2 separate regions of the Homo sapiens genome follow, and region 2 is linked to region 1. The links are chromatin loops, found by intact Hi-C in ENCODE. Cell type or tissue: breast epithelium. All regions are shown on one strand. Each heading gives the region's core, and the rest is flanking DNA. Links, peaks and the distances in the headings are about the cores only. Region 1 overlaps RANBP9 (RAN binding protein 9). Region 2 has its middle 14 kb from the start of RANBP9.

What was found. Peaks named below come from ENCODE experiments on the same cell type or tissue, not always from the same donor. Only the 100,000 strongest peaks of a DNase experiment are listed, where the experiment ranks them.
Region 2: a loop joins it to region 1, with 16 times the contacts of the local background. A loop is called at or near these places in 8 of 110 quality-filtered maps.

Annotation. Positions count from the first base shown.
Region 1 is chr6:13,666,428-13,671,821 of GRCh38, reverse strand. The region is part of intron 2 of RANBP9 (RAN binding protein 9); the gene reads left to right. Among named protein-coding and RNA genes, the nearest start is that of RANBP9, 43 kb to the left of the region's middle. In breast epithelium, for the core only: no CTCF peak of the experiment used is centred there; no DNase peak of the experiment used is centred there.
Region 2 is chr6:13,723,596-13,728,989 of GRCh38, reverse strand. No RefSeq gene overlaps it. Among named protein-coding and RNA genes, the nearest start is that of RANBP9, 14 kb to the right of the region's middle. In breast epithelium, for the core only: no CTCF peak of the experiment used is centred there; DNase peaks (open chromatin) are centred at 3,259 and 4,529; H3K27ac peaks cover 1,461 bases.

The DNA.
Region 1 (5,394 bases), core at 148-5,147:
CAAAGTTGTCATCTTTATTTTTTTAATGAGAGTTGTATTGAGATGTATAATTCATGTACATATTCACCCTTTAAAAATGCACAATTTGGTAATTTTTACTATATTCACAGAGTTATGCAACCCTTACTATTTAATTTTTAAACATTTTTGTCACCTGAAAAAGGAACCCCAAAACACTCACTCCTCCCAGTTCCAGGCAGCAACTAACTATTTTGTTTTTATGGATTTACTTATTCTGGACATTTCATATAAATGGAATTATACAAAATGTGACCTCTCGTTTCTGACTTCTTTATCTTAACATGTTTTAAAGGTTAATGTTTTAAAGGTTGATTTATGCTGTATCATATATCAATACTCCATTCCTTTTTGTTGCCAAATTAATATTCCATTGTATTAATATATCACATTTTGTTTATCCATTGGTTGGTGGAAACACTTTTTGACTGTTAAGAATATTGCTGTTATGAAGAATTGTGTAACATAGTATGGCTATGTGTTTTCATTTTTATTGCAGAAAATGGGAGTGTAATTTCTGGGTCATAGATACCCTATGATTAACTTTTTGAGGAGCTGCCAGACGGTTTTCCAAAGTGGCTGTACCATTTTACTTACTACCAGCTATGATAGTTGCAGTTTCTCCACATTCTTGTCAACACATATCTTCTTGATTCTAGCCATCCTAGTGTATGTAAAATGAGAGCTCATAGTGTCTTTTGATTTGCATCTCTAATTACTAATGATTAACATAGTTTTACTTGCTTATTGGACATTTATACATCTTTGAAGAAATGTCTATTCAGATCCTTTGCCCATTGTTTTAGTAGGGTTTTCCTTTTATTGAGCTGTAAGAGTTCTTTATATATACTGTAAAAAGTTACCCTATCAGATATATGATTTGCATATATTGTCTGCCATTCTGTGAATTGTCTTTTAGTTTCCTTGACAGTATCCTTTAAATCACAAAAATTTTAAATTTTATGGAGTCTAGTTTGTCTACTTTTTTTTTTTTTTTTTTTTCTAAGATGGAATTTTGCTCTGTCTCCCAGGCTGGAGTGCAGTGGTATGATCTTGGCTAACTGCAAGCTCCACCTCCCGGGTTCACACCATTCTCCTGCCTCAGCCTCCCAAGTAGCTGGGACTACAGGCGCCCACCACCACGCCCGTCTAATTTTGTTTTTGTATTTTTGGTAGAGACGGGGTTTCACCGTGTTAGCCAGGATGGTCTCGATCTCCTGACCTCGTGATCTGCCTGCCTCAGCCTCCCAAAGTGCTGGGATTACAGGCATGAGCCACCACACCTGGCCTAGTTTGTCTATTTTTTCTTGTGTTTCTTCTGCTTCTGATGTCATATCTAAGAGACCATTGTCTTAAGCCACTATCAGAAAGACTTACATCTGTGTTTTCATCTAAGAGTTTCATAGTTTTAGCTCTTCAGTTAGCTCTCTAATCCATTTTGTGTTAATTTTTATATATGGTGTGAGATAGGGATCCAGCTACATTCTTTTTGAAAATATTTTTTTATTTTTGAGACAGAATCTTAATCTGTCACCCAGGCCAGAGTGCAGTGGCACAATCTGAGTTCACTGCAACCTCCGCCTCCCAGGCTCAAGCAATTCTAATGCCTCAGCCTCCCGAGAAGCTGGGACTACAGGCATGTGCCACTGCACCTGGCTAATTTTTGTATTTTTAGTACAGATGGGCTTTTGCTATGTCGGCTAGGCTGGTCTTGAACTCCTGACTTGAAGTGATCCACCCACCACCTTGGCCTTTCAAAGCGCGGGGATTATAGACTTGAGCCACTGTGCCCGACCTCAGCTGCATTCATTTGCATTTGTATGTTTTCCCAGTACCATTTGTTGAAAAAAAAAAAACCAGTTCTTTCCCCACTGGATTGTTTTTTCCTGCTTGTCAAAAATCAATTCATCTACCAGATGCTGTGGCTCACACCTGTAATCCCAACACTTTGGGAGGCCAAGGTGGACAGTATTGCTTGAGCCCAGGAGTTTGAGACTAGCCTGGGCAACATGGAGAAACCCTGTCTGTACAAAAAATGCGAAAAAAAGTTAGCCAGGCATGGTGGCATGCAACTGTAGTCCCAGCTACTCGGGGGCTGAGGTGTGAGGATCACCTAATCGGGAGAAAAAAGGCTGCAGTAAGCTGTGGTCATGCCACTGCACTGCAGCCTGGTTAAAGTGAGACCTTACTTGTCGCAAAACAACAACAATAACAAAATTAATTGATCGTGAATACAAGAGTTTCTGAAATCTCAATTCTATGGCATTGATCTCTATGTCTGTTTTTAAGCCAGCAACACATTCTCTTGGTTACTGTAGCTTTTTATTGAGTTTTAAAATTGGAATGTGTGAGTCTTCCAACTTTTTTGTTCTTTTTCAAGATTATTTTGGCTCTACTGGGCCCTTGCATTTGTGTATGATTTCAGGATCAGTTTGTCAATTTCTGCAGCAAAGCAAGTTAGGATTTTGATAGGGTTTGTGTTGAATCTCTAGATTAATTTGGGGAGTATTGCTATTTTAACAGCATTTAGTCTTCAAATCCATGAATATGGCATGGGGAGTCTTTCCATTTACTTAGCAGTTCTTTCATTTTTTCAACAATGTCGTTTTTAGTGTTCAGATTTCACACTTCTTTTGTTATATTTATTCCTAAGTATTCTTTTTTTTTATTCTGTTCCAAATGAAAGTATTTTCTTAAATTCATTTTCAAATTATTTCTAGTGTGTAGAAATACAACTGATTTTTGCATATTAATCTTGTATCTTGTAGTCTTGTTGAACTTGATTACTTTTAATAATTTTGGGGGAGGAGATTCTTTAGGATTTTCTATATACAAAATTGTGCCATCTGTCAATAGAGGATGCTTATTTCTTGCTTTCTGATCTGATGGCTTTTATGTCTTTTTCTTGCCCTCTTGCCCAGGGTAGAAGTTTCAGTACTATGTTGAATAGAAGTGGTGAGAGAAGACATCCTTTTTTTTGTCCCTAATCTTAAGGTCAAAGTATTCAGTCTTTTACCACTAAGTATGCTGTTAGCTGGGGATTTTTCATAGATGTTCTTTATCAGTGTGAGGAAGTTTCCTTCTGTTTCAAGCTTGCTGAGTCATGATTTTTCATGATTTTTTTTAAATCGTGAAAGGGTGATGAGTTTTGTGAAATTCTTTTTCTATGCCTGTTGAGATGATTATATGGATTTTGTTCTTTATTTTCTTAATATATTACATTGATTGATTTTTGTTTGTTAAACGAACTTCATGTTTTTGGGATATAAATCCCATTTGGTCATGATTTATAATCTTTTTTATGTGTTGCTGGATTTGATTTCCTAGTAATTTGTTGAGGATTTTTGCATTTGTATTAATGAAGGATATTTTTTCTGTAGTTTTTTTGTGATGCCTTTATCTAGTTTTGGTAACAAGATAGTACTGGCTTTGTAGAATGAGTTAGGAAGTATTTCTAGCTTTTTTGGAAGAGTCTGGGAAAGATTAATGTTAATTTTTATGTTTGGTAGATTTCCCCAGTGAAGCCATCTGAGCACGGGCTTGTCTTTGTGTTTTAAAATTACTATGCAGTTTCAGTAGTTTGTGTCTTTCTAGGAATTTGTCCATTTAAAGGAGGTTATGTAATTCATTGTTCATAGTATTTAATAATTGTTTTCTTATGATCCTTTTTAGTTTAGTAGTAATACTCTTGTAATTCCTGATGTTTAGTAATTTGAGTCTTCTTTTATTTTTCTTGCTTAGTAGAACCTACTTTTGAATTTGTTGATTCTATTGTTTTTCTAGTCTCTCCTCTTATTTCTCCCCTAATCTTTATAATTCCTTTTCTGCTACCTGCTTTGGGTTTAGTTCATTCTTAATGGTAGAAATTGGATTACTAATTAGAGATCTTTCTTTTTTATTTAATTTTAATTTTTGACAACAGTAACAAAAAATGTGTTGCGTAAGAATGGGGATACGTTCTGAAGAATGTGTGGTTAGGTGATTTTGTCATTGTAGGAATATCATAGAATGTACTTACACAAACCTAAATGGTATAGACCATACCACATGGCTTATTAAACACCTAGGCCATGTTGTGTGGTCTATTGCTCTGCTCCTAGGCTACAAAACTGAATAGCTTGTTATTGTGTTACAATAGGGAATTGTAACACAATGGTTTTGTGTATCTAAATACATCACATAGGAAAGATACAGTAAAAATGTGTGGTATAAAAGATTTAAAATGGCACACTTGTATAGAACAGCTCCATTATAATCTTATAGGACTATTGTTGTACATGCGGTCTGTTGTTGACCGAAACATTTGTTATGTGGAACATCACTGTAAATAGGTTTTTAAAAGTGTTTCTTGCATTGCCAGCATGTGATACATATACTAACTTAATCAAGAATGTAATAGATCAAAGATGCATTAAAATCTTAATAAGGTAGTCATTAATATACTGCCAAAAGGTATAGCAGAAAACTAATAATGGCCATAAAACAAAAATAAGAATTAAAAAGAACACAGAAAAAGATGGAGAGAACAGATGGACAGATAGCAAGATAGTAGGCTTAAGCCTATCAATAATAGGAATTAAACTAGAATGCTGTTAGTCTCCATTGTATGTTAGGCACAAACATTACTTACATAACTGTTAATAAATGCATAATTTGTGATGATCTACGTTGACATATTGATCTGAAAAATCTTCATGTTCATTGCTCTTGGTAAACACATAGTACCACAATAATAAATTTCTTGTTCACATAAATTTTGCCTGTCCCTCACTGTTGGATTGAGTTTGTTTTTATATGTCAGATAGCCTTTATATATCTACCAGCTATTCAGTTTACTGTGTGTCATGAGCCACACCCAGCCACAACTGGTATTACAAATTTCCCTTTGTCAGATAACCCTCCTTTCATCACTTCACAGTAACTCACAAGTGGTAACTCTTATGACACCCATTTCCCAGGCATAAACTTAGGTGTTTTTCAAGGTAAAATACTCACTTTCTTGTAGTATTTATTCCATAACAATTTTTTGTTGTTGTTGTTGTTTTGAGACAAGGCCTCTGTCACCCAGACTGGAGTGCAGTAGTACCATCATGTCTTACTGCAGCCTCGACCTCTCAGGCTCAAGTGATCCTCCCGAGTAGCTGGGACTACAGGCAATGCACCACCCTGCCAATCTTTTTTTTTTTTTTTTTTTTTTTTTTTTGGAGAGACGGGGTCCCAGGCTGGTCTTGAACTCCTGGACTCAAGCGCTTCTCTCACCATGGCCTCCCAGTTTTGTTTTCCTTTGGGATTACAGGCATGAGCCACTGTGCCTGGCCTATTCCTTAATAATTTAATTGGTGTAAAATTGTTTTTATTGGGTTCTTATCTTTTCAA
Region 2 (5,394 bases), core at 141-5,140, 57 kb before region 1:
GTATGTATATTACTTAGCTCTCGCTGAAAAGGCCTAGAGGAACAACACTCCGATATCAATAAGCACACTGAGCACCTAGATTTTGGCCTCAAACACCATTTGCAATTAAAAGGAATTATGGCTCCTTGGAGAAATGGCTGATTCCAGGGCTGTAGCATGGAAAGTGCGAGATGAGTCTGGAACATCTTGTTGTGCCTGAAAGTCAGGAAGTGCTCAGAAAGTGTTGGGGACAAGTCAAAAGGCATAGAAGACAGGTAGAGGGGCTCCAACTAGCCTACTGAGGGACAATCTGAATATCAAAATAAATAATAATGATGAATTCTAACCCTATTGAATAAAATTGGAAATCACATCCATAGAGCTATAAATAAATAAATGAAAGTTTGATGAAGAATGGGATATTTGGATTATTTCACAGCATCTCTCCACAAAATATTTATTAATTGCAAAGAGGAAAAGAATAACTTTATAGTGGAGAAGACTGACAGCACCTTTATTAAATGATAAAAGTTAGCATCATCAGAAATGCAACACATTACTATTGTGTGGCACCTGATACACTGAGAAGAACACAGAGGCATTTCTATGATATGCCTCCCAAGATTCATAACCTGAATCTACACTTGAGGAAATAGAGAAGCCCAAATTAAGGGACGCTAAAAAATAACTGGCCTGTAATCTTCAAAAGTGTCAGGGTCAGGAAAGTCAAGGAGTTACTGAGGAAGTGTTTCATGGCTAGAGACATATGACAAGTAACTGCAATGCATGGTTTGAACTGGATCATTAGCTGTAAACAATGTTATTGGGGCAACTGGTAAAATTTGAATGGGATGTGAAGATTAGATAGTACTAACGCATCAGTGTTTCTTTCCTGATTCTGATGGTTATATTTCGGTTATGTAGAATATCTTGTTTGTAGAAATTCCACACAGGTGATGTCAGCAATTTGCTCTCAAATGGCTCAGTAGAAATAGTTCTTTGAATTGTATCTCTGATTTCCCTGTAATTTTGTGATTGTTTCAAAAATTAAAAAAATTTTTTTAAAAGGAAGAAATGCTGGTCTCCCTTAGAACTTGTTGGAAATGCAGCTTCTTGAGCCCCACCCCAGATCAATTCTTCAGGTGATTCTGATGCACTGAGAACCACTGTACTAGCCCGTTTATTCAAATTTTAACATCAAAAAACCATTTCTTAGCTGAGTGTGACTCCCACTACTGGACACAAATAAGATTGGTCTTTTAAAATTTCTACTCCTATTTCCATTGATAATTCATTATAAAGCTGAAAAGGTTGATACTAAGAAAGTAGAATAATACATTTTAGAACTGTTTTGAAAAAAGAGGGAAGGAACTGCTATTTATTGAGAGCATGCCATATGCCAAGCTTCATGCTAGTTTCTTTCTTGTAGGAAAGAAAATCCATGGATTTTCAGGATAGCCTCCAGAAATTTAAATCAGAATCCTCCAGCCCAATTCACTGAATATTCTAGCTTCTTAGAAACCATTCACCATTCCTTCAACAAACATCTATTGATGGCCTACTATGTGCCAGGAGTAAGAAAAGCACTGAAAGTTACATGGCAGTAAATTCATGTACACAGTATTTGGTGCTTATGACAAAAACCTTCATAGCACATGTAACCTTTTTTAAAATAAGAGCTTTATTGAGATATAATTCACATACCACATAATTTATCCATTTAATATGTACAATTCAGCAGTTTTTAGTATATTCACAAAGTTGTGCAACCATCACCATCATACCTTTTAGAACATTTCACCACCCCCAAAATAAATTTTCTACCCACTAGCAGTCACTCCTCACTCTCTCTTCCCCCCAACTCCTGACAACCACTAATCTACTTTCTGTGTCTATGGATTTGCCTATCCTGAACATTGCATATAAAAGGAAACATAAAATATGTGGTCTTTTGTGATTGGCACCCTTCAATTAGCATAATATTATGAAGGTTCATCTGTGTTGTAACATTCATCAGAACCAGAACTCCATTCCTTTATACTGCTGAATAATGTTCCACTCTATGAATAGACAACATTTTATTTTTAAATGTTTAATTGAATTTAATTAAAAAATTCTTGAGACAGGGTCTCGCTCTGTCACCCAAGCTGGAGAGCAGTGGCATGATCACAGCCCACTGCAGCCTCGACCTCACGGGCTCCAGAGATCCTTCCACCTCAGCCTTCCGAGTAGCTGGGTGTACAGGTGCGCACCATTACGCCTGGCTAACTTTTCTATTTTTTTCTAGAGATAGGGTTTCTTCATGTTGCCCAGGCTGGTCTCAAACTCCTGGACACAAGCGATCCGGCCTCCCAAAGTGCTGAGATTACAGATGTGAGCCACTGTGCCCGGCCAACATTTTATTTATCCATTCATCCATTGATGGATATTTGGATTATTTCTACTTTTTTACTATTATGAATAATGCTGCTATGAACATTTGTGTGCAAGTTTTTATGTGAACATATGTTTTCCTTTCTTTTGGGTATATACCCAGGAGTAGAATTGCTGGGTCATATGGGAAATCTAAGTTTAAGCTTGGAGGAACTGCCATACTGTTTTCACACCTGCAGTGTCTGAGCGTATCAGGGCTCTGATTTCTGCACATCCTTGTCAACACTTGGTATAGTATATGTAATCTTTGCATCATAATTAAACTGTGAACACTTAATTCTTTTTTTTTTTTTTTTTTTTTTGAGACGGAGTCTCTCTCTATCTCCCAGGCTGGAGTGCAGTGGCGTGATCTCGGCTCACTGCAAGCTCCGCCTCCTGGGTTCACGCCATTCTCCTGCCTCAGCCTCCCGAGTAGCTGGGATTACAGGTGCCCGCCATCACGCCCGGCTAATTTTTTGTATTTTTGGTAGAGATGGGGTTTCACCGTGTTAGCCAGGATGGTCTTGATCTCCTGACCTCGTGATCTGCCCGCCTCGGCCTCCCAAAGAGCTGGGATTACAGGTGTGAGCCAACGTGCCCAGCCCCTACACTTAATTCTTAGAATGAAGACCACTGGATGGGTTATAAAGACTTGAAATCAAGCATTATGAAAGTAGCTTGCTTGTGTCATCAAGAAGTATTTAAGGAGTGCCTCCTAGATATAGGGCACTACAATAGGAAATAGGCTCTTTGAAGGTGTTTTTTTGTGGTTGTGTTAAGTAAATGGGGCACCTATGACTCAGATTTCCCTGGCAAGCCAGGAAGTATCTCAAAATCTCCAGGTCTGGTTCTACAGGCAGGGCAGCATGACTGAAAAATCTGGTATTTCAGATCACCCACGGTAGGCAGGGACAAGTAATGATAGCTTTTGGCAAACCTAAGACAGATCCAGGACACCTGTAATTGGCCTGAGTTTCCGGCTTTGAGTTCAGACCTAGCCTTTAGGCCACTAACTGGTGAACCATTGGCCAGATCTGACCCACAGAGGTGTTTTGTTTGACCTGTGAAGTGTTTGGAACGTTTTGATTTGAAATTCCTTTATGCTCTCCACTCTGTTATTGTTTTATACCCGACCTGGTTCACTCTTTTACATTATCTACCTGGCTCATGGAGGTATTTGAGTTTGCAAGTCCTGCTCAGGATGATGCCTTAGTCATATGTTTAAGGCCTGGGCAATTATCAAATAGAATATCATTGCCATAATAAAAAAGCAGAGTTACATCCCTATATCAACAAGAAGCAGTTGTTAAACCCATAATTGTGCAACATGCAACATAGAGAACAGTAAATAGTTGTGACCTATACCTATGAGGACCTTATAAACTAAGGTAAACCATGCTGACACAGACAGACTTTCACATGGTCAACAGAGAGTAGAAAAAGGCATATGGACCATGAAAATAAACATGATGAAGGTCAGTAATGAGCATGGTGGCAACAGCCAAACTTACGGGCTTGTGTTCCTACGTACACACGTATTCTAAAAATCGTCTCTTTATGAAAGACCCTCTTCCCAGATTAAACCTATTAAAATGTGAACTTATTTGATGGACATATTTGCAAGACTTGTGACATTCCAACATTGCTCAGTAATGCCAACATTCAGAGAGTTCTCTTAAGGCAGATGTAGTCATTGAAATGATCAGGTGTGTGATTAGAAATGTGACTGGAAGGCCAGGTGCAGTGGCTCTCACCTGTAATCCCAGCACTGTGGGAGGCCGAGGCAGGTGGATCACCTAAGGTCAGAAGTTTGAGACCAGCCTAGCCAACATGGTAGACCCCGTTTCTACTAAAAATACAAAAATTAGCCTGGTGGGGTGGCAGGAGCCTGTAATCCCTGCTACTCAGGAGGCTGAGGCATTAAAATCATCTGTATCTGGGAGGCGAAGGTTGCAGTGAGCTGAGATGGCACCACTGCACTCCAGCCTGGGTGACAGAGTGAGACTCCATCTCAAAAAAAAAAAAAAAAAAGCATCCTTGGATGCTCTTGGTGCCCTGAGCATGTCCTGTCACCTGCTGATGCACCCATCTCAGGCCACAGGGAATGTTGCCAGTGACTCATAGCCACACCCTCACCTCCTTGCCCAGAGATCCCTCGGATGTTATACCACCCCAGGGAGGAATGTGGTCTGCAGCTAATGAGTGGTTAATACAGGCTTTAAAAGCCCTGGACTCTTGCCTTAAGGTGGGATGACTGCATGGTGCACACACACTCCAGAGCTTCCTGTGGGGTTAGGCTGGAGCCAGACCTCACCGAGCTTACATCTTCGCCTGGCTTCCTCCCCGTGCTAGTTTACTTCCCTTATTCCCCTACACATTTCACTTGAGAGCACTCTGTCAAAAGATCACAGGTACCAGAAACCCCATCTCAGCCTCCGTTTCTAGGAAACCTGATCTGGGACACCTAACCTACCCTACAAAATTGTCCTTATGGGGTCAAATTTTTAAATAGTTATTAAAGCATAATACACATGACATTAGGCATGTAATGGTTAGAAAGTAACAGCCCTGAGCTGCAGCAGTCATGGTGACCCTCTAATAGTCCCTTAAAGGCAGTTTTATGGCATTAATGCCTCTGCCCAGTGGAAGAGCCATTTCAGTTCATACTTCAATCATAAAATTACTTTTCCATCAAACCAGAATGCTTATATAACCCCTTCCTTTACTGAAATGTGGCCAGAACCGAGAGAGAGAGAGAGAGCTATAAAATTATGAAGACAAGCAGTGAGCCTAGATTGCCTTATTGACGTACATAATTTATATAACCAAGCTCTGTATCTTACAGAAAAGTACTTTCAAATAGAAAGTGCTTTGATTTTGATGAGAGAACTGTGATTGTTATATCACTCTGGCTTCTACAATGCACAGTATACCTAATTGTCTTAACAACTTTGTGCAACATTTTTCCTGAAACCTAAAAAGTTTGCAGTGTGTGTATGTGTG